Regions from separate parts of the Mus musculus genome. Here regions 2 and 3 are each linked to region 1. Evidence: chromatin loops called from intact Hi-C (ENCODE). Cell type or tissue: gastrocnemius. All regions are shown on one strand.

Region 1 (8,000 bases):
GGCCCTAACTAGTCTCCACTGTTGTCTCCTCTGTGGGTCACTGCAGGAACCGAGGTCCCACTCCCTGAGCTTCTCATAGAAACTGCAGGAACACACACTCAGCTCTCCATTCTGTTTCTGTGAATGCTCGGACACAAACTCCCCCCCCCCCCCCGCCCCCCAACCGCCCAAGGCTAACAGATTGCTGCCAGTTTTGAGTTGTTTGACCATGTTCTAGTCTGAGCTAATTTTGTATGTAAAATTGCTTAAGAGTGAATATGAAATCTTTGACTGAAGCCCAAATATATAAATACCATTGCATTTCCTTCCTCCCCAATTTTGCAATCATCCAAAAAAACTGTTCATGTTGTGTAGTATAATTAGTTATTTATACACCCTCATGTGGTCTATTGTTCAGAATTAAATTGTCTGGTATACAGGATTTCTCTTGCAAGGCTTATTCGGTCGGTTTATTGCTTGTTGGAAGCTGTTTGTAAATATGTCCTTGTGGAACCCCGAGGGATATGTCTGAGCATATCCAGGACTGTGGGGGAAAATAGTTCAGTCTATGTAGGCCTCTGCTGTCTGCTACTCGCTCTTTGAAGACCTAGGCAATTAGAAGGAACACAAAAATAGTCACAGGAAGGTACAAATGGAAATTATCTTGGAGATGCAGTTACTAGATTCTAGTGACTCAGTCTTGCCCAAGAGGAAGCCAGTCCTCAGGAAGGGGAAGTGAAAAAGCCTCACACACAGTCTCTTGTGGGTAAGAGGCAGCCAGAGTCCTCTTCAGCCGGTGCCTCTCTCTACGAATCCACCTAGCCTAGAGAGCACGATTGCCCCATGCATGTCTGACCTTTACTGTGTTTTTTTTCCCTAGGACTACATGGGCCCAGACTGCTCTGCCCGGCTCCCCCTGTTCATCCTTTATTTCTCTTCTGTTTCCTGTCAAATGAGTTGGCCACTAGCCATATTGACAAGTTCCTGTCATGTAACAATTCATCCTTCTTTCCTGTCAGCTTGAAGACAGAGGCAAGAAGGTTCCAAGCTTTTCTCTATAATGAAACTTCTTTTTGAGGGAGGGTCTGGGAGCTCTGCTTCAAGGGCGACAGTAACCTTTGTGGGTCAGGACAGTTTCTCTTGACCAACGTGCCATGTTCCCTTGCAAAGGACATATGGGGCTGTTGTGGGGGTAGTTTCTATCAATGCTATGAGATGCCCTGGTTGATGGTGCTGTTTAAGCCTTCTTGGTCTTTTATCCATAAATTTTATTGTGTTGGGTTTGTAGCATTAGCTGTGATTTTTGGCGAGTCTTTTTCAAGTACCTGGTGTGTGTGTGTGTGTGTGTGTGTGTGTGTGTAATAGATCCCAATTCCTAAATCAAAATTGTACTTCCTGGCCAGAAAGGTCAGCTAGGGATGGGAGACCACATGACTGAAAGAACCCAGAAGTTCCCTTTCCACACATGTGTCGGCATCGGCATACAAGCCTACTGCCAAAGTCCTACTAGAATCCGACATGTTCCTTGGCTTGGAAATACCATAGGAGACAGCCAACATTGTAGCACTTAAAACACATTATCTTTCTCTGTTTTTATTCATAAAATCCCCCAGATTTTTTACAGTGACAGATACTAATAAAATGTATTAGATTTTAAATATTTACTACTTTTATGTCTTTATTTTAAATTATTAAATAGTAATCATACAGAAAGGCTCTAACAGATGTCATATATTTATCGTCAAGATGAGCAGATGCTCACAGTTTCCCTTATTTGCCTCAGATCTCCATTTTCCTTAAGGAAATCAAGCACACCACACATAGTTAGGGCCCCCACTTTCCACTTTCCTCATCCTCTTCTTTGTATCTCCCATCTACACAGGAGACAACTCCCCTGAATATGATAACATCATCTCCATGAATGTGTTTTTCCAACCTACTGCATCCTCAAGCAACCTTTTCATGGTGCTTATTAGCCTTTGTAATCAGAGGAGAATAAAGGACACATCTATCTATTCTGAAAGCCTATATGTGTTATAATCTCTATTGCTTCCACCTGAATTTTGCTCTAAGCCTGTTTTTTATGATCTACCCACTTTAGTCTAGCTGCAGCCTGCTTTGTCTTTGATAGAAGTATATTGGACCCTGCTCCCATGACTCAGCGTTTATCAGCTGCCTACCTTGGGGATTTCCAGTGCCAACTCTAATGCCCTGGCCCCTGGTAGGGACAACCTGCCAGACACTGGACTGGATCTATGAATGGATAGAGTTATTCTTGTTGGGTCTGAACGCTTTGATACAGCATTCCCACACCAAGGAATAAAGAGTCAGCTGCCATCCTGCCTGAGCTGTTCTGCTTGGGTTCTCCATGGTTGGAAGTTAAGCCTTTGAGAGAAAGCACATAGAGACAGCTGGGACTGGAAAGGTGGGGCAGAGTGTGATGACAATGATTGACAGCATCCAACATCCTTAAGTTACATAAACAGTGAGACCTAAAGTAGAACACAACACATTCAAAATCTGTTCATCAAAGTAAATATTTGAAGGTTTATATAGCATGTACTATGTGTTTGTTTACTTGCTTATTGCATTTCTGTTTTTGGAGTCCAGACTGGCCTCAGATTTGGTATGAAGTAAAAGATGACCTCAAACTCCTAATCCTCCTGCCTCTACTTCCCAAATGCTGGGACCAAAGACCTGACCAACCATGTCTTGCTTTTTTATTAAAAAAAAAAAAAAGGCATAATTTTATATTTTAAAGATGAAAAACAGGCACACAGAAGCAGCGTGCTATAAGGAAGAACATGGAGTTCAGAGGGAGTTGGCCATACACTGGCTCAACTGTTTGCTAATTTACTGCCAAGGACTAGTGTCTCAGACCTCCAGGGCCTGGCGTAGAGTAGCGGGGCTTTGCAATGGTGGCTGCTGCTGCACAGAAGACATGGGCTCCTGCTAACAGTAAGAAGTACATGTATAGTAGAACTGGGTCTAAATCTGTGGTTACCTCTGTCAAAGCTCCCCTCTTTTCAGCAAAACCAAGCTCCCCTTCAAAGGTGCATGCTATATGGAGAGAGAAGTAACTCTGAATTCAGGGTCTCAGGTCCTCGTCTCAAGCAGGTGGCTGCATGCGCGCATGAATTTCTTCTCTGCTCTTCTCCTGACACCTCTCACTGTGGGAAGAGGTTGAATCCTGTAACTTCTATGGGCTGGCACTTCTGCACCTGGCATTTTGTGCCTCTGCTTGAGAAGTACAGCACCAAACTTCCTGCCCCGCTGCAATGAAGGCGATGCCACCGACGGTTTAAAAAGGTTGGAACAGGAAGGTGGGCAGAGCTCCTTCAGCTGCTTGTAATCCTTAGTGAATGAAGCCAGTCGGGTTTCTTTTATGCTCCCCAACTTGAGCTGGGAAGGGATCCGGTTAAGAGGGGGCTTCAGAAAACAATAAAACCAGTTGTCTCCTCCTCCATGTCCTCCTCCTCCTCTTCTTCTCCATCTTCTTCCCTCTCCTCTTCTCCTTCCTTCCCTTCCTCCATCTCTCTTCCCACCTCCTTTGTCTCACTTCTTCTATCAAAGAAGGACTGAATCCAGAAACCAGTTAATTAAAACACTTCAGATGAAGGGTCACAAAAGGGATTTTATTTTTGCTTCAAGTTCCACATGCTAATTTTTCCCATCATGCTTTCTGACTTGGCTTTACTGATTTGAGGGGGTAGACACACACACACACACACACACACACACACACACACACACACACAAGTCTGTCTAGGGCTACCAAGTTTCTGGACCACTTCGATTGTCCTTTAAGCCTTGGGACCCGGGAAGTTTACATTTGCTTGAGTCGCTGTGGTATGCTCAGGAGTACGCATGCACTCCATTTCCACATTGAACGGCGTTATAAAGGATGACACGTGCGAGTACACATCAACCTTGAACATTAAGATGCTGTGGAAGAGCCAGCAACCCACTGTCGGCCCTGGCACATCAGCTCTGGCCTCAGAAAAGCCCTCCTCCACTCCACTCCATATTCAACATAGGCAGCTGCTCAGCTGGAACAGGAAGCTGGCCTCCAAATATTGCCTTTTCATTCTCAGTGGGACCCATGGGGGTCCTCCTGGCTTCTTGGAACTTTTGGACTCCTGGTTTCCACTTTTCAGTCTGTTGTCTTTTGACTTTTGCCCCATCTCTGAATCTGGCAATCTTGCAGTCTGGTGAGCATGCCCTTTCCATTCCGAGGTGGGTTTAGCTGCATTTTATTTTATTTTATTTTATCTTATTTTTACTGGGAATTTTTGTCAACTCGAAGTGTCTAGATCTTGGTAGTTCCTCTAGGATGTGCTGTGTTCTTTTTACCATGACCACACATATTCCTGAGCCAATGACCCACCTATAGGTATGTGCTTGGGCTTCTTGATGCTTCATGACACTTAGTGTTTTGTGATAGTCAAAGCAGACACCAGTTTCCCTTGGTATTAGATATTTATGTGCTCCTAGCATGTCTTTGCTTACTTATCCTCCTCTTGAAGGCCTGGACACGATCCACTTTCATTCGTCAAGTTTGATCATGCAGAGTTAATACATAATATTTACCAAATCAGTGCCCTAACAACGGAGTTACTAATGCTGGCTGTGAGCTGTCTTAGAGAGCACCGCAAGTTGTTCATGTATAGTATTCAAATTTAATCTTGGGAGAATTCCATTCTAAAAATGAGGAAAACATAGAGTGGCTATTTAGTGTGTGTGCACTTTCAGATAGGCATTATTCTAGGAAATCCCTATATATGTTCAGTTTTCATTCTACGGAGCACTTTACTGTGTGCCAGGCATATATTTTATCCCTTTACATTTAAACTCATTTTACCCACATAATTATAAAGCATGCACTATTGTTACCCTCTTGTATTTGATAAAATTGAAATTCATGGAACTTAAAAAATATATCCAAGTCAAAAAATAGAATTCAGATTCCCAATTCAGTAGTCTGGTTGAAGAGACATTCATTCCTTTCTGGTCACTGGGCTCCTTCCCCAGTCAGCCCTGCAGCACAGCCTCTATAAGCCGTGGTTATGTCCATTTTCACAGAGAACAAAGTAGACACCCACACAGATTAAATACCTGTACTGCAGCCCAGAGCTGAACCTCGACTGTGCTTTGAACATTCATCTGTTTTCAGAGACACGTGACAATTTTCAGCTTAGGTACATATGATATTGTCCAGCCATATGAGAGTTTTACTGTGCTCGGAGGGTTGGCCTGAACACAATGTATGTTGGGGAGGGTGGATACTTATAAATCCTAAGATGCAGAACTTCCTTTCAAGAGGCAAGTAAAAAGCTATTAAAATAATCTCTACCCCCCAATTTCTGTTTCTTTCAGCACGGTATTTCGACGGTGGTTCTTTAACCATTCACACTGAACGAGGAAAATGTTAAGTTTAAAATGGTCAGCAAAGGTGAGGTGGAACTTGTGGGCCTAGGTGGTGAGACGGACAGCCTTTCTATTTAAGGCCAGATGCACTGGCTGGGTTTAGAGATGTTTAGAGAAAAATAACAGTTCTCTACACCCAGATTCATAAGTGTGGACAAAACTGGTATGGTGATGTGGGGACCAGAGAGCAAATAATCAGATTGCTCACAGCAATATTTCTCTGTGACTGAGTGGGCTTGTGGTCGGATCTAAGAAAGAAGTAAGTGTGTTGACCTCAACTCAGGATGCAGACAGGCCCACTTTGGGCTCTCTCCATACAGACTCACCATCAGATGACCATGAGCCAGTCATTTCCTCCCTCCAAGACTCTTCAAGGACTCCATCAAATGGGCATGAGGCTCCATTGTGCTTATGCAGACTGCAGTTGGTCATCAAGGTCATGGAAAGTCTTGGCTAGCTGTGAGTGTGAACCCGAGGTGGGTGTAAGACGCTGACAGGGAAGGAAGTTTTGCCCCCTCTGTAGTTCCTCACAGGGCATTGTGCTGACAGAGCCGTAACAGATTGACTCATACAGAACACTAGGGAAAATGGGCATGATTGCCAGTTCCTAGGCCTGGAACTGGCTTCAGCTGGTTTACTGGTGGGATTCAGGGATGGGAGGTGCAACGGGTAGGTGCCACACTCAGGAAAGAGGGGTATTCTAGAAGGAGGGGTGTTCTTCCGTGCCAGAGGTTCAGGATGGGAGACGTTAAGCTCCAGTCTGGGCAGGCAGAGGAAGGGGCTGGCAGGACCCCATGCTTCTCTTTAGCTTCACACTGACTTCCCGCTCTCACAGACACGTCTCAAAACTCTGTCTCAGCCTCCGTTTCTCCAGCTGTAAATTGCAAAGACCCTACTTTTCAACATTTTGAGAAAGGCCTAGTACCCTCTCTCATCTACTCTGCGAGACTACTAAGGAGTGGTGAAGTTGTTCCAATAGTCGCTTGGTTTCTGCCCTGAGCTCAAGTTCTTTTAAGCCAGTTCTGGAATCCTTTGGGTGGTGGAGCGCACAAGGATTCCTGTGTGTCAGTAAGTGAGCGTACGTGACAGAGGGCTTTTAAATGAATCACTTTGTATATAGCAGGGCCGCACCTGCTCCTCAGACTCTGAAGGCAGTGCGAGCAACAAGATCATTCAAAAGCGCCGCTTTCCATTCAGGTCTATAATTAGCCAGCAGGCTGTTCACCCCTGGAGCTGCTGGGACGGGCCTGGGGCAGCCTGGAGGGGCGGAGCCGAGCCCCTAGGCCCGCCCCTTGGATTCCTCCTCCCGCTGTCCTGTCGGGTCTCCGGTTGTTCTCCCCACCCCCATCTGCGTTCTGGACCGTGCCGGGCTCTACGGGGCAGGATTCCTGGAGGACAGGGCCTGTCCACCCTCCTTTCGGGCTCCCTCTCCAGCTAAGAAGCCCCTCGAGGGATGCGACTCCCCTGGAGCAGCTGTATTTAGAGTGGCATCCTCTTCCCCGCCAGCCGGCTTCTGCGTCCCGCTCTCGGGGCTACCGCCCGCTCACCCCGCCCAGCTCTCCGGGCCCCTCCCAGCCGCCTCTCCCTCTTTGTCGCATTACATAGTAATCTGAGATGCATTGGATGGGCTCCAGGGAACAGAATGTACTTGGCAGAGGCGCGGGGCTTGATGTCTGCAAAATGTCGGAAACTCAGCCAAGAGCTGCTAACTGGGTCATTAACCTCCAAAAGCGAAGCGAGGGCTGTAGGCCCTCTCTGCCTCCCTTCATCTCGCCAATAAAAGTGCCTCAGTGTGAAGGAAAGAAAAAGCCCAAGGTTGGCTGCTTTGATTTCTAGGCACTGAAGGCAGACCGGTCTCCTCCCCCTGCCCGCGCCCCAGCTCCTCCCGGCTGCCTTTCTGTTCGGAACCAAGAGTTTACAAGTGGCCTTTCAAAGGCCCAGCAGCCCTGCAGGGCCAAGCTGCAGCATCTGTGAAGATGTTACCCTCCGCCCTTCCCAACCGCACAGCCTCAGACCCATTTTCTCCCCCCTGGGTTGCGAGGGAGGGGTAAGTTTGGAGGTGGGGCGAAGAAGAAAGTTCTAGTTTAGTCCTTCGGCACTATTCTGCTCCTCCCCCTTTCTGCTTGCTACTCCTCTTCCTTCTACCCTTCCCCTCCTTCCTGCTGGAAAGCTTACGGTGCTCCATATACAAAGCCTGGCTGATGAGCTCCTGGCAGCAGCTGTCAATCCTTTCTCTGCCTGTTAACTGTTACCTGTTCTCAACCTACCTCACCAGTTGGTCTTAAGGACCAAAGGAGAAAGTCCCTCTTTGATCCTGTGACCTTCAGGTCTCTAAAAGCCTAAGGTCTCTAAAGTCCAAAGGAACTCCGGACTTGTAAGTCCTGGAAAGTAAGCAGAGAAAGAGTCTCCCAAAGGCGAAATATCAAAAAGGGAGAGCCACTAAAATCCACCCCCTTCAGATTTCTGGCCATGTTGGACTGCCAAAAAGGTACTTCCTGTGATCATCCAAACCCATTTCTCCGTGGCTAGAGACTCAGGGAGAATTTGGTAGTGAAACCCGGAAGTGGTGTCTTCCTCAGATGAGAGTCCTTGAT
Region 2 (8,000 bases), 65 kb before region 1:
ACAGTCAGATATTAGAATTTGTGTAAGTTTTGTTGGTGTATTTCTATCCAGAAAACAAAATGTTCTGACAGTTATCATATAGCCTCATGCCCTACCTTAGTAACTGTCTTGTGAACAATTTGTTTCATTTATCAGATCCACTGATAATGACCTTTAAAAAATTTGGGAAACATCACTGTCGATTCTCCAGCTTTTACAAAGAAAAGGTCAAAAACAAAATTCAGTGGTACTGTTACTAAACTCACTACTTCTGATCAGCTCTTCAGTACAAAAGGATACTGTTCTTAAGGAAAGGGATTGGGTGATGCTATGGTTTATGTAAAAGTATATAAATTCTCTCACTGTTGCCCAGGGTTACAGTTTAGCTAGCAACCATTAGCCTTTGGAAGAACAGGGTTTTTTGTCCCTTCTGTATCAGCTTTGAATTTGAGAGCCCTGTCGCCAGAGGCTGCTATCCGCCCTTGGGTAGGCAGCACCTATGGGTGGATTTCTAAGCTGTGAAATAATAAAATTCCTGAGAGAGTTTCCAAGCTGCTTTCACACATAGAAGAGCCCTGGGAGGATGGTTATTAATAGCCCTGTCCTAGAAGCAAGGCTGAGGTTCAGAATCCTTAAGTGTCTTGCCAAAAGCAATCTAGCTGGTAAGTGTGAGATGTGGGTATTTACCTACCCCTTGTCACACAAGGCCCTGTTAGAAAAATATCCATGGAAACCCACAACCATCTAGTTATCAGTGGCAGGTGGTATATGTGTATCATATTGCTGCAGATTATTAAGAGATTGCACATGTCTGTGTCATCTTGTGAGAAGCCATGGGTCTCTGTGATCACCTCTATGGTGATACCCCCTGAGCAAAGGCCACTGAAAACAGACATCTGTGCAGAAGCACATTGCAGCAAAATTTCCCAGAGAGTTGCTTTACATTCACTGGAAACATCTCTGGACCTGTCAGGTTCAGGATATCAATTGAGACTATATTATTTCAAATATAGTAGTGTGCAGAGGTTACCTGAGTTTTAGGAAATCTCTCCCTCCAATGGACCGCAATGTATATCCCAAAGAGACAGAAGCTGCTATAGGTTAAAAAAACAAAACAAAAACCATGATTCTCTCTGTCAGCCCAAGAGTGTGCTGAGGCAACCAGGAGTTTCTAATCAAACAAACCCAAGTCCAGAGGCCTTGAAATGTCTAAACAAGTGCTATTGAATGAACAGACCTCCTGAAATGTACCCTTCATTGTATCTATGGGATTAATCTACCCTCATCACAAGGAGCATGACACTGTATTCTTAGCACCAACAAAAACCCTGCTTGGAGCACCCTGGGTACATTCTAGAAGTCAGCCGACATTGCAGGTCAACAAATCAACACTCTTCTTAGAGCTGACTTCCTCGTGAATATGCCTTCCAGGTGCAGTCTTGGCTTTCCTTTTTCTATCTTCTGGTTGTTTGCTACAAGTTGAAAATCCGTTGACTAATTAAGAAAATATTCTCTGTCCACATTAAATCTGTCCTCAATCTAGAAACCCTTTCAAATGCCCTAGTTTGTAAGTTAGGCATTTGTCTTCCCTAGAGCCTCTCCTCCATCAGACCAAGATTACCGCTCATAAAAAAGAAATCTTATTTTAAAAGACTTTAGCTTTTTAGACCAGGAAATTAATAATTCCTAAACCTGACCCATTTTCATAGCTTCCAGAAAGGAAAAGAAAAAGCTACTTAAATTTTGTGTGGATCTGTTTATCTCTTAAAATATGTCCAGGCAATTTGACGCAGGGGTAGAACGGGAGGTGTTTATCTCTCTTGCTTGATTCCTTCTGTTTCTATGGGGAAAGCGGTAAAGACGAAGGACCCAGTGTTCTTTGGGGCTGGGTTGCCATTTTTTATCCCATCTGCTTTGCTTCATCGTGATGAGGAGTAATTCCTAGTTGCTCTCATAAATCCTCATCCTCCATCACAATGGAGTAAATATATTAAATCTGAATATCTTTGCTCACCAAATTACTTAGCTCCATTTCTCAGTGGGGAAATATAAAGCAGGCAGAGCTGGCCTTCAATTATACACTTAACTCCTTCAAGCCCTTTTTGCTTTATTTCTTAGGGGAGACTGTGTGAAAGAGAAACAACCTAGTCCCTCCTCATCTTTTGGAGCCATGATGCTCACTTAGGAATTACAGGAAAAGAATGGCTTGGCTTGGCCAGGTCATGTGATCTGCCTAACGTGTTTCATTCCTTCAAACACAGACTGAGAAAAAAGGGAGTTTCATCATTTAAATACCATCAATGGGAACGGTCTCATTTTGCCTAAGATGGGAGCTAATCTAGTTGGGTAGTATTGCATTGTAGTAACCTTTTGAGTTGTGCTTGGTTACTAAAAGAGTGGCAGATACATCAGCCTATGGGATTACACTACCAAAAGCCATAGTGCCACAGACCTCAATCGCTCACTGGCAAACTGAATTACCCTGGACCTTCCTTCTACTTCAAGTGATATGTGTTCCAAACTGATATGTGTCCCAGATGAAATAGAGACTGATCTAATCAAAAAAAAAAAAAAAAAAAAAGGTTTGGCAGGGAAGCAGTAGCAAAATCATTTCTCAGTGACTGTCCTTTACCCATGTGTGCACTTGGGACACCTGGGGACACTAGCAGACTACCTAAGACATCTTTCCTCATGAATGAAGGGTAGAAGAGTTCCCCTCTAAGCGTTGGAGTCAAGTCTTTACTCCCTTCCAGAAAATATGTCAAGGAGAAAATAGAATTATAGATGGCACATGACTGTCTGGCTCTTGTCTTAAGAATGCTGTGTGGAATTATGTGCCTTACGCAAAACCTGAAACTTAGAAGCCAAGTTTTGTGCAGCGGAAGGGAGCACTGAGCTCTGTGGTGGCTCCGCGAAGTGACTTAGCCTGGGTTTTGCATTGCCTTGTCTGGATCTATGCCTTTATCGTTACTTAACAGATTTGGGGCTTTTCTTTCTTTACCGCTAAGCATGGGCATGTGTGCAATTATGAGGTGAACTTTCTAAGTAGTAAGCCCTTGCCACAAAGTAGACGTTACACAAAGGCACAGAGCCCAGGGATAGTAATCTTGCCTGAGCTGCTCGCACAGGCTTCTTATTCCATGGCTTTGTCGCAGGCTTTTCTCTTTCTGTGCCATCACCTTTGAGAAACATGATTGCACCTTCTCCAACTCTGCCTTTTTAACAGCTTCAGTTGAGTTGGCAAGACTTTCCCAGCTCTGAATATAGCCATTTCCCGACTCCGGCCTCTGCGAGACTGATTTCAAATCTGTGATCTTCTGTTCAGCGTACACATCAGCAAAGTGAGAAGTTGGGTGCTAAATATAGGCTCTATTAACTTTACTTTTAGATGTGCTGCCTTCAAAGAGTGCCTATTCTGAGCAACGTAAACGTTATTCCTACATATGTATGTACACACGGTACCCGGACTCACACTGTTCGGGCTTCACAAACACCATCAGCAGGGGTAGGTGCTGAGATAAGGAAGCATCGCCAAATTGAAGAGGGTGGCTCATTTCCAATCTCCCCTTCAGTGGCTACCATGAAATGGGCTAAAACAAGAGTCTCCTGCACTTCCTGCTGACACAGCCACTTTGCATTTATATCCCAGGAATAGTGGCAAATTGCTGAGGAACCCGTATTTCATGGAAATAATACAATCATGAACATTTCATCAGGAGAGGGAAAGGCAATTAATATGTGTCATGTGTGTTTTAAAAACTAAGTATTGCTAAGTTTTGAGTGTCAGCAGGTTTCTTTTATCTTACAGGCTAACATAGAGAAAACTAACGTCTTGGCTATAGGGAGTGTAAGCTCAGGGGGCCAGGCATCCCTGCCAGCTCCTTGAAGCATTTTTACTCCAGCTCCTAAGAATACCAGTCCATGCTATTTGAGGGCTTTTGTTCCTGGAGCTCTCTCTGTCAGCGACAGGAACTCTAGGTATTTTTGAGGAGGCAGCAGCATAGCCTGGGAGGGTGAGTGGTTACCCAGCAGTCGTGCTCGGAGGTGAGCCAGGTAGATGTGCTGAGGTACATGGAGATACCGTATGATCGTACAAGGGTTGAACGGAGGACATGATTCCAAAAAAGATTGTTCTCAATGTGTCGTCTGACTCAACCAGCTGGCAGATTACACTTGCCAAGTCGCTTCCTTTCCTTCTAAGTCATTTGGCTCCATATTCCCTTGAATATGCCTGTGAGGAAAGTAAGATGTGTCGCCCCATCCACTTAGCCTTCCTGAAAGGACATTAGTGATGCCCTAGTGGTCACCAAGCTACCATGAAATGCCACCACTCCTACTCAGTTGTACCAAATGCAAGTAGAGGGGACAAACTGTGGGAGACAGATTTAGTGCCATCGTGGTTGTCTGCCACTCTGCCCAGTATGATCCCAGCAACCCACGAGATCTGAAGGAACAGGACTGGTGAGTAGCTTTAGGGCTATGGCCGTACTTCTTTAGGAACGTCATGATTGGAGTCAGGTTGATTTTTTTTTTTTCTTTTTAGAGGTGGGCAGTACTTTTTCCCATTTCTCCTGTTACCTATCTTTTGATCTCTATCTAATCTCAACACTAATAATTTTCTGCTGTTGACCTGATCAGATTTCAGTGCTAGAAAAGAATTCTAAAATCTCTTGTGTGCTGTCCTCAAGTCTTTGGGATACACAGGTACTCCTCCTTGGGAACAAACAAACTGAGACAGACACAGTGTGGCCTTGCTCTGAGTTTCAGTCTGGTGACTTGTGGCCATGAGAGAGAGCTTGATATGAAAGCTAAGTCATGTTTAATGGGACAGGGTAAGGACAGGAGAGAAAAGCTGTTAGGCTTTCCCTGTGCTAAACCTATCTCCTGGGAGCAGGCACTTCCTCCTAGCTAGCCACCATCACAGCCTCACCAGCAGCAGCCTCAAGACTCAGTAACATTTCCAACTTAGGAAAAGCTACACAGACGCATAGAGGATATGACATTGTTCATCTGCATGATCCTGACAGAGCCTTGGTATTTTCACAGTGTAAGCAAATTGCATATCTTTGCTGTCTCATAAACCATCGCTGACATCCCCACGGGAGCACACATAATCCTTTCTGAAAATCAGAAGTTGTGTTACAAGAAAGTGGTTTGGGTAATTTCTTTTGTATTTACACATTATTCAATTATATTAAAACATGATTTTATTTACATTCTATCAGTTTTGATTGTGTTTCCCCAGTGCTCAATGAGAATAAATATGAAAATCACAGTTTTTTCTGTAAAAGAATTACTTTATATTTAAAAATCCAATAAACTTCTCATTCCACTTAACTTGCCTCTGTGTGGAATTCTTTCGGAGTCAGATGATCTCTGTTTCCTTTTAAGCCCAGTTACTGTGATTCATTTTTTCACCAGTTGCTTTCCATATGGTCCTCTGAGACTGGGAATGCCTCTCAGAGCGAGTTATGCTGCAAGAACATGAAGCCCCCACTCCATCAACACAAATGAGCTCAACTTCTGACACGTTCGCAAACCACTTCAGCACCCTCTTTCTGAACTCTGCAGAAGTGTGTGTGTGTGTGTGTGTGTGTGTGTGTGTGTGCGCGCGCGCACGTGCACACACACGTCTGTGAGTGTGCGTATGTGTGTATGTGTGCGTATGGGAACACACACATGTCTCTCTGTGTATGAGTGTGTATGTGTGGCCTTTTAATGCTAGACCCAAGTAAGTAGGTCCATTGAGGTGGGCCTGGTGGAATTCTACCCTCGTTTGACACTTTTTCTCCACTTGTACTATGACTATTTCTCAAACACCACAATCACTCTTTGCTTAGGCACCATGAGGAATGCAGGTATAATCCAAAGTGGGGCGAGTGGATAGTACAGATCTCTAGGAGAAAGGGATGGATGAATCAGATACAAGGGAGCAAGACCGCATTTACGCACTTGGCATTTAATCATTCTTCATGCTCTGTCATCATCTTGTCCTCATTTATATTCTAAGAATAACAGAAAAAAAAAAAAAAACAAGTTCACTTTTTCATTCAGCAGATGTCAAGAAAACAAAAACACCCAGTGCACTAAGCCTTAGGGTATAAGCTTACTAAAGTATGACTGAGTCTCCCATCACAAAAACTGGAGAGAAGCCCTTCTCTCTCTCCAGCACCTGGTCAAACATCTGAGATTTGTGAGCAGGAGGGCTCTCACAGAGGCAGCTGTTTTTAAAGCTGCCACATAGAAGGTTCATCTTTGAATGCATGGTGAGTACATCATGAATCCTGGGGAAATTCAGGAAGTTGAAATCATAAGGAGCATGGATGATGTAATTTTCCTTTCCCATCTCTTCACCTTCTCAGTCACTTGATGCTCTTTGACAAGCCCATTCTGTTCTATGTAGTCTAATGTTCTGTGTACCCATTTTGTCCTACTTGAGATTCTGAGAGATAGAAGGACCTTTAGAGACCATTCACGATGACCTGCCAAAGAAAAACTAAGTCCCAGCGATATAAAAGCATTTCCCCAACGTCCAGAATCATGACAAGGCAGAGCTTGAGTCCTGTCACCTGACTCAGTGCAGGGCTAGCATACAGATTGTTTAATGATGTGTGACAATAATGATACAGAGTTGAGCAAACCTGTGATGTCCCTAGACCCAAAGCAAAGATTCTTAACACAATATTTCAGAAAGAAATAAACCAGGAAAGAATAGCAGTATTTCAACAAGGAATGGTTAGCAGAGAAAATAGCAGCCACATAGTTAAATCTGCATGGACTGTTATACTGAGCAATCCTTTTACTTGAAAAAATAAACCAGCAAAGCTGAAATTCTGGACAGCATTAAAATGTAAGCACAGTGAACAAGAATTTAAGCTGTGAGAGTTTTTGTTGATTTAGGTAAAGGGTGCAGTTGGATAACCAGATTTTGAAATTAAATTTATATGTAAATGTTTCAGTAGCTACCATGTAAAGAAAGAAAGTATATACCCACAAAAATCAATAGGAAAAAAGGTGGAGTAAAAAGATGGTAATGCAGTCTGTCATCAAACTCTCTGTGTAGCCAAAGATGACCCTGAGCTTCTGAATACCCTGCCTCCATATCTTGCATGGTAAAATTTATACATGTGCAACCACACCCAGTTTACATTGGGATGTGTGGGAGACCGTATCTGGTCCTTCATGATACTCTACCAATTGAGCTACATCCTCAGCTCCCAAATCAAAGATTAAAAAAAGAGAAAAGAAAAAAAAAATGAGACAAATGTAAAACATGTAAAAGCCTGAATTCACACACACACAAACATGCACTTGCACACACACACACACACATAAAATAATGTTAAGGAGCACATAAGTACAGTACAGCTAATGATCTTAAAGCAGAAGATACAAAGAACTAGGTATAGCAGACTAGGAGTATGAGCTGTCAGAATACCAGCAATAGCTTCAGGATTGAAGTTTGCACAAAGAAAAGAGGAATGAAGAGGTCACCTCAGCCCTTAGAAAATTCCACCAGACCCCCCCCCCTCCTGGAAGCTAAAGGTCATAAAGAACATAGGCACCCCTCCCCTCTGGAAGAGAGGGGCTAATTACATCCCTCAGACCACAGGGAGGGAGGAACCAGCCACCTGGAGCTCAGAGACACATTGCTAAGACCATTGGCCACCCACCTCATTTCCTATAGAATAATCAGTTTAAAAGTCACACTGTTCTGCCAATCATATTGTGCTTAATGGTGGTGGCCCTGAGAATTGTGTAAAGGCTTGCTGGATAGGCTGCACAGGGTCACTCTCTCCCTATGTGCAGGGTGGCCCCAGCATACTGGATTAAATAAAATTGCTCTTGCTTTTGCATTGAAAACAAACAAACAAAATATATACATTTAAAGAGCATGAATTCATAACTACAAATTACAGTACACATAAATGGTTTAGAATTTACAATTAAATATGACTTTTTAAGGAGTAGATTAAAATGAAATCCGACTTCATGCTAAAATATAAGTCAGAAACAGGTCA
Region 3 (8,000 bases), 260 kb before region 1:
TTTATGTTTCTCAAAACCTTCAAATTGAAATCGCTTCAAGTTCCCAAAGTATAATGCTCTGATGGTGGCATTCATGGGATGGTGCTTGCCACTGCTATACTGTAACTACTTAAATACGGCATGTGAGTGTGTGTGTGTGTGTGTGTGTGTGTGTGTGTGTGTGTGTATGTGTGTCCTTATAGCATAGGGCTAGGACTGTTTGTTAGAGGGGCTTCCAGGTTTAGCATGATAATTTTACATCTGTGGTTCAGTGTTTCTTTAGTTTTAGCACTTAAAATCAGGCCGGTCTTCATTTCAGCTTCCAAAAAGACAGGGCTCTACCCTGTTGGTACCCAGAGTCCCTGAAGTAAAACTCATGCTGCTGTGGAAAGTAATAGCCATAGATAAAGTTGTGGTCTGGATACAAACCATCTCTTCAGCGCTGAGCTGAAAGCAAAGCACTTAATAACCCCTTGTCTGGCATCCCCAGTGTTGCAGTCTTCAAGACAATATGAAGTTTCCACTCTATCAAGGCTTCTAGTTAGCCACTCACGAAATTTAAACAGAACAGCAGGGAATGGAGAGGAGTAGAGGAGATGAGATGAGACAGACAGGAAAGAGAAGAGAAACAGAGAAATCAACCATAATTTCTGACTGGAATATGATTCCTGTCTTCTAATGTTCACAAGGAGTAAATGGAGAGAGAGAGAGAGATGTAAAATCGACTTCCAATGCCTTGTACCAACTTTTTTTTTACAGCATTTTTTTAATTTGTTAATTTTTTTTAAAGATTTATTTATTTATTATATGTAAGTACACTGTAGCTGTCTTCAGACACTCCAGAAGAGGGAGTCAAATCTCATTGTGGGTGGTTGTGAGCCACCATGTGGTTGCTGGGATTTGAACTCCGGACCTTCGGAAGAGCAGTTGGGTGCTCTTACCCGCTGAGCCATCTCACCAGCCCTTGTACCAACTTTTATAAAAACTCAGTGCTAAAGAAACCTGTAGACGGCCTGCATGAGATGTTTCTCAAGGACCTGACCTCATGCATACATCACGCTGTTTCACGGCAGGTCACCTTCCATACTACTTTGCTTAAGTGCCTTATACTTAAGTTGTAGATTGCTTCCCTACCATCTTATGTATAAAAAACAAAAAACAAAAACAAAATTAGAAAAACAGCAAATAATCTAAACCTGTCAAATGAGATTAGAAGACAGCATCCTGTATGCCAAATTGAGCTTACGATAGTGACTATAGACACAGCTGTACTGGAGTGCAGCCACAATCCTTTGTTTATGGGTTGTTTAGAGTTGATCTTTCTACATTCAGAGCTGAGTAGTTGTAAAAGGTTAGATGGCCCAGAACTCCTATAGTATTAACTGTTTTTTATCTCTCATTTAAAAGAGTTTACTAGTCTTTGAGTACTACTAATCAGTGAATACCAAGGGAAAATTTTGTTGTCAATCATATTTCCAATCTATATGATGTGTAGTTCTTAATCTTTCAATAAAATTTAGGGGGAAAAAAAAGGTAACCACCCAGAAGACATTCATACAGTACCTTAGCTAAAGGATGATAAAGAGCGTGTACCATCCCCTCCTCTCCAGTTAGCTTTTCCTACAGACATCCCGTGCCTTAGCGTAAGATGCTAGGATGTTGAGACAAGGCCACACAATGTACATCTAGAAGGTTCCTTGCCTCTCGTAAAGGTGGACTGCACGTTAGTAATGCTCCTTCATCCCGTGCCAGGACCTAAAGTAAAGAGGCAGAATAGAGGCAGGCTCCAGTGTGCACTGTGAGCTCTAGGAAACATTTCACAGGAAACAGAATAAACCTCTGTCGATGGGCAGTATTAGAAACAAATGTTTGATGTCAAGGCACTTCATATGTCTATATTAAAATAATTTGGCATGGAATATTGGGTTCACAGTAAATGAAGTACTGTTGAGACATTTCTTTTTGTCTTTTCAGTAGAGTTCTCTTGTAAGTAATCATTATGCCCATTTTATTAAGAGAATGTTTTGTTCTTGGCAGTTGTTTGATTTGCTCAAAGTTTTGGTGCATATAAAGAGAGAAACTAGCCCTCCAAAGGTATAGAACTGTCTCTGGTCAAAATCTCCTGGCCTCAATCTACAGATATCCCTTTGACATTGAAATGAGTCTTCAGTATGATAAAGGCCTTTGACTTTGACTGTCTAGTTTTAAATGGTCCCTTGATTTCTTAATTTTTTCACCTGATGCCACAGCGCTTTCTCCTGGCTGAGTTAACATTAGTCTTGATGTCAACAGTTTTACTGCTTACTCTCCGCCCTTGTTACTATCATAAGACTTTGGCTGTAACTGTCAGCTGATTTCTGTACTTTTCCTTTTCTTATTGCTGTTATACTAACCCATTGGACCCTCGGCTACTGGTTACATCTCCTCATTGCAGTTTTTCTCCCATAGTAGAACTTACATAAGAGGGGGAGAAGGTTTCAGTGCTAACATTTCCTAATGTGTAAAAAAGGACAAGAAACAGAGCCCAAGCCACACCATTGACTGAGACTGAGAGCCATAGTGTTGAGTGTTTAGGCCTCCACCTTGCAGGCTTGCTAGCCACTTGCATACTGCCGGGTGTATTTTCCACCTAGATGAGCTGTCTTCTTTATTGCAGATCCCCAAATCAGGCTTTTTACCCATCCCGAAGCCTCTGTTTTGCCTTAGTTCTCTGACATGGGTCCTACAAACTTCCAGCTGTGGTTTGGAAGTGTGCCACCTTTCCTAGTACCCTTAAGGCAGCTAGGGGAAGGACTGATTGGGCTGCCTATAATTAATTCCACAGCCCTGAGTGTGGTCTAGAGAAAGTAAGGTGGGGATTTCAGCTGTTTGTTAGTAAGACAGGAGAGTTCAGAGGCTGTGAGATTCTGATTCCTCGGAGATTCTGCAATAACGATTCTGTTCATCTGGCTTTATTCTTTTTTTTTTTAATTAGGTATTTTCCTCATTTACATTTCCAATGCTATCCTAAAAGTCCCCTATGCCCTCTCCCCCCCCCCCCACTCCCCTACCCACTTCTTGGCCCTGGCGTTCCCCTGTACTGAGGCATATACAGTTTGCCCAACCAATGGGCCTCTCTTTCCACTGATGGCCGACTAGGCCATCTTCTGATACATATGCAGCTAGAGACACGAGCTGCGCGGGGTACTGGTTAGTTCATAATGTTGTTCCACCTATAGGATTGCAGATCCCTTTAGTTCCTAGGGTACTTTCTCTAGCTCCTCCATTGGGGCCCTGCGATCCATCCAATAGCTGACTGTGAGCATCCACTTCTGTGTTTGCTTCATTCTTTTCTGAACCTAGAGCACCTCTCTTAACCTCGGTGGGTCTCAAATATGACAGGATTATACATGGCTTTTCTTCACTCGGCTGTTGTGAGGATCAAATAGGCACATGTTCAAGCATTTAGAACCATTTCTAACTGTAAACTTTAGTTATTATCATTATTATCGCTTTCCTCTTGTGATTGAACTTGTCATACCATGTCTCTATTTTGGGTTCTAAAAACATGGTTAACATAATTATGGGTTTAATAGAATTTTGGATTAACTTGTGAACCCAACATCCAATTATAGTGCTGTTTTTATGAGAGGATGAATTCCCAAGTTCATTCCAAGCAGATGAGTTTTAAGGAATGTCTTAGAGCTGGCCTGAGTCGATGAGATGGATAAAGAAAGGAAATTGAACATCTGATGATGTGTATTGTTTAATTGATTATTTTATAGTTTCATACAACATGATAAAATATATTGATCACGTTTACCCTAACTCTTCCAAGATCTATCTTTACCTCCCTATCTGTTGTCAACTTCATGTTTTTTGTATTTAATACTCCCATTTCACTCTAATCTGTGCTGCCCGTTTAATGGGACCTTCCATGGGGCATGCTCAGCCTTCCAGAACCACACCCTTAAGGAAAACTGACTCTTCCTCTCCACATGCCCGCCCTCCTCATTAGGGTTGGGGCTTGTGAACCCTTCAGCATCTCATGCTACGTTGGCTAGGTCTTGTGTACATTTTATACAGGCAAATATAGCACCCATGAGCAATGAGTGCAGTGGTGTGTTGTATCCAGAAGACACTTTATTACTCTGATATTTTATACTTACTGTGGTGCCAGTGATTGGACCTGGGGCCTCATGCATGCTAGGCAAGTTTGGGACAGTTCAGCTCTACCGCCAGCCCCATTCAAAGAGAATTCATTTTACTCTGCAGTCACGTCACGTTCATGGGCATCTCCTTGTATTTGGGTAATGTTTAGTCTCTTTTACTCTGTAGTCCAGGGTGACCTGGAATTACTAGGTAGCACAGGCTGTCTTAAACCTTACAGTACTGTGTTAGAGCAAACAGAGCCTCATCTTATGAATCCTGAACATGTAAGCTATTGAGGTTATGTATATAAGCTTTACTCACTTAATATGTGTTGTCAATTTATCTTGTTATTGCTTTCTTTCATTTGGCACTGTCTGTGTGTTCATGAGTAAAGCTGGCCATATTTAATTGCCTGGGTTGCATCAGTAGTTGTCCACCTTCATCATTGCTTGGTTCTGTAATACCACGAAGGATTACTATGCCAGCTCCCAGTCATATCAGTAAGCTTGATCTGCATACAGTAATTTCACTGTTTGTGAAATGTCTGACCTCAGTTTTCTACTTCTAAGTAAAAGTCATGGAAGTTTTTTCTGATGACTTAATCATACCTGGAACACGAAGAGCACCATAGTTAATGTAAAAAATAAATCCAAAATGTATGGGCACTGATTTGCAAATCTGTTTACAAATGTGTGGAGAAAGGAGAGAGTATGAAGGGCTGTGAGAAAGAACAGTGCCCTCTAGGACCCGAGAGGGGATTCTGAAAGGCTGTGCTGCTGACTCGGCCTTCAGGTCTCCTAACAGGATTCAAAGGGGACATTCATGGCAGAGGAGATAATGAGAAGACAGGGAGTGTGGGAGTTATAGAGATTTATTCTGTTTGTTTGTTAGAATGCCTTAAAATGGTATATGTTACTGATTTAGCCATATTTTACTTCAAGATTCCCACATACTTTCTGGTGAAAAATCAACAAAATCCTTAAAATTCAGATGATTAAACTCTTTCTGGCTGAGTTGTGTGTCTGTGTGTGTACACATATACCCCACATGTCTTCACAAATCAATAACAATGCCAAATGGAGCAATTTTCCACAATTTTCCTCAAACGACTGGGTACTTAAACACTGCGTTCAACCAAATGATGAAGTCCATCAGTGTCTCCCGTCCTGCTGAGCTGCTGCATCGTGGCCTGGAGAAGAGACTGACTCTTCTGGGCTGCGCTGTTGAAGACTGTAGACTGTACTTCACCTGTGTAGACAGATACCCGCACAAATAACTTTTCTGTCACCACAGCCTTTGCTAAGTGTTGTGAGTCGGGAATTAGAAAATAGTTCCAATTTGAGTTCTCCCAGCAGAGAGAAAGCATTTTAAGCAATCTTCCCTGGAATGCTCAGGTTTGAGACTGGAAGAGCTTAGTCCAATCATTGCATGAGGTGGGGCAACCTGTGGAGGGAAAACTGCAAAAAGTACATAATTTATGTATGAAAAAACTTCATATATACAGAAAACAAAAAGGCAATGATTATAAATCACATAAAGGCAGCTGTGTCTTTGGGAAGCTAACTGGCAACTGAAGATACATAATGCACAACTCTTAGGATGTTTCCTCTGAGTGAAGACTGGGATGGTCTGCTCCATTAGTGAAGGGGCCACACACATTTTTCATGCCCGTGAATCAGTATAGGTCCCCATCCACCCCATTCTGTTTTTAGTCTCAGAATCTAAAGCTGCCTAGAGCAGAATGTCCCAAACCTAGCACCACATAGCTCCAGAGTTTGCTTCATAGGTGCTGTTGGGTTTCAAATGGGAGGGGGGGGGTTCACAAAGTATAGAATGACCCTGCCTAGCTTTGAGGACTATATGAAGCATAAGCAAAGCACACAAATGTGTTATGCATGTGTGCACACATCTACATACATGCACATACACACACATGAACACACCCATAATTTTTAAGAACACAAGGTGGTGAATTTGAAAGAGAGCAATGTGTTGATACATAGGAAGATGTGAAGGTAGAAAACAAAAAGAGAAGTGTTGTAATTATATTATAATTTCAAAAATTAAAAACTTATTTTAAAGATTCCAGATAAGCCAAGCAAAGGTGGCTCACACCTTTAATCCCAGCACTCAGGAGGCAGAGGCAGGTGGCTCTCTGTGAGTTCAAGGAGAGCTGGATCTACAGAGTGAGCTTAAGACAGCCAAGCCTACACAGAGAACCCTGTCTTGAAAAATTATTGCAGAGAGTTGTGCAAGTGGAGAATAAGAACCACAGTATAATAAAGTGCATCAAGACACGTAGGAGCAGCTCAGTGACAGAAGTCCCAGCATTCACTTTTCTGAAAGACTCCATTGCTTTGAAAGCAGTGTGTTCTTCTTCCCGGAGTGGCTGGAACATTACAGTGATGACTCCTGTTATGAAATGAACGGGACTTGTAGGCTATATGCTTCACCATGGAGATTATTTCATCTTTAAAATTCTAAAATTATAGTAATGCACATAAGTGCTTCCTGAAGGAGAGAATATATCTACTGGGTATTAGGGAAAACTATTTGTCCATCCAAAAGATAAGTGACTTAATCCAGTGTTTTGAATTTTTCAGTATTATATTCATCTTTGAATAGTGACTTTATTCTGGTACAAATAGCAAGCAATGAAAATCTTCTATCTATAGAACTCTTGGACTTTTAAGATGGCCCAAGAATGCTTTGGTTGCAAACACTAAGTCCTGCGGACATGCTATACACAGACCTCCTTACACATTCTGCATTTTGATACTGGCTATCTTGATTGTGTGACAGCCAATGGTTATTCTCTAAAGTAGATCTCCAAACTGTGAAATAATTGCAAAGCAAACCCCCAGATCAGAGATCAGTTTGGGTAGCTGGGATGGGGTAGGGAAAGCAAATAGTTAAATGTATAAACACAGTACTGGAAAAGCCAGTGGCAACCATTTTGTCTACCTGCCAGGGCCTCAAGGCAAAGCTGTCAGTTTTGAAAAATTGCAAGCAAGTGACACTAGTCAGTATCCTTAAACTGCCAACAGGTGAATTATTTCTTGTGACTAAATCTGGAGGGGCTCTGGAACCCTCACTCTTGATGTGGCTTTCCCACTCTCTAAATGTTGGGAAAATCAGCCTTGTTTTCTCCATGTGAAATGAAGAGGTTAGGAAAGCTACTTGCTTAAGCAAGTGACAGTGCATAATACCAAGCAAGAGCACTGTGCAGTCTTCTGTAGTATTCTGCTGGGGCCGGGGTTCCCAGCCACCTGGAGAAATAGAAGTTACAGGAGAACGCACCTCATCACAAGAGCAGGCTTTATGAAGTAAGGATACAAATCCAAACTTCCTAGTCTCCTGTGCTCTCTAGTACACGGTCCTGCACCTTGCCACTCACTCAGTGCCTCTGAAAAGGGGATCCTGTATTTGCTTTGTCAGGAATACCTGATCCCTCCTTTCTCACAGGGCTTTCCAAATAAAGTCCACACTGCCCTACTTTTTCCATGAATATTTGGCAAGCCTTCTGGTATTTTGTTAACTACTGAATTGTTTGGGGATTTTTAATTGTTTGAGGCTACCATATCAAGTATTCCTCTGTTCAAGCATTCCCTCCCCTTTCACTTCCAGTGTGCATGTTCTTCCTAATACTGTAGCCTTGTGAAAATGCCCAAGAACTACCAAAGTCTGGATCCTGAGAAGCAGGGGGGTAGAGACTGCTCATTCCAGCTGTTGCGCTTAGATCTGGGTGACTATCCTGCCAGCTGTTGTCACAGCTCTTTCGCTGTTACACTTGGATTTCTTTGCTATTATAAATCATTGATTGTTGATGGGTATCAGCTGACATTGCCCCCAGTTTCACACACTTTGTATTCTGTTTTCATCTTGATTTT

What was found. Peaks named below come from ENCODE experiments on the same cell type or tissue, not always from the same donor. Only the 100,000 strongest peaks of a DNase experiment are listed, where the experiment ranks them.
Region 2: a loop joins it to region 1, with 2.4 times the contacts of the local background. A loop is called at or near these places in 4 of 42 quality-filtered maps.
Region 3: it touches region 1 in a loop (2.0-fold over the local background); 2 of 42 quality-filtered maps call a loop at or near these places.

The regions. Positions count from the first base shown.
Region 1 is chr16:25,052,351-25,060,350 of GRCm38, forward strand. It overlaps A230028O05Rik (RIKEN cDNA A230028O05 gene), which reads left to right and starts at 7,289. Exons shown (of 3, transcript NR_040374.1): 1 at 7,289-7,453. In gastrocnemius, no CTCF peak of the experiment used is centred here; DNase peaks (open chromatin) are centred at 3,983, 6,164, 6,744 and 7,019; H3K4me3 peaks cover 1,993 bases; H3K27ac peaks cover 3,554 bases.
Region 2 is chr16:24,987,263-24,995,262 of GRCm38, forward strand. Lpp (LIM domain containing preferred translocation partner in lipoma) reads left to right here. Exons shown (of 13, transcript NM_178665.5): 13 at 1-5,316. Among named protein-coding and RNA genes, the nearest start is that of Gm52245, 50 kb to the left of the region's middle. In gastrocnemius, a CTCF peak has its summit at 421; DNase peaks (open chromatin) are centred at 3,241, 3,518 and 4,153; H3K27ac peaks cover 1,600 bases.
Region 3 is chr16:24,790,322-24,798,321 of GRCm38, forward strand. The region is part of intron 8 of Lpp (LIM domain containing preferred translocation partner in lipoma); the gene reads left to right. Among named protein-coding and RNA genes, the nearest start is that of Mir28a, 34 kb to the right of the region's middle. In gastrocnemius, no CTCF peak of the experiment used is centred here; no DNase peak of the experiment used is centred here; H3K27ac peaks cover 761 bases.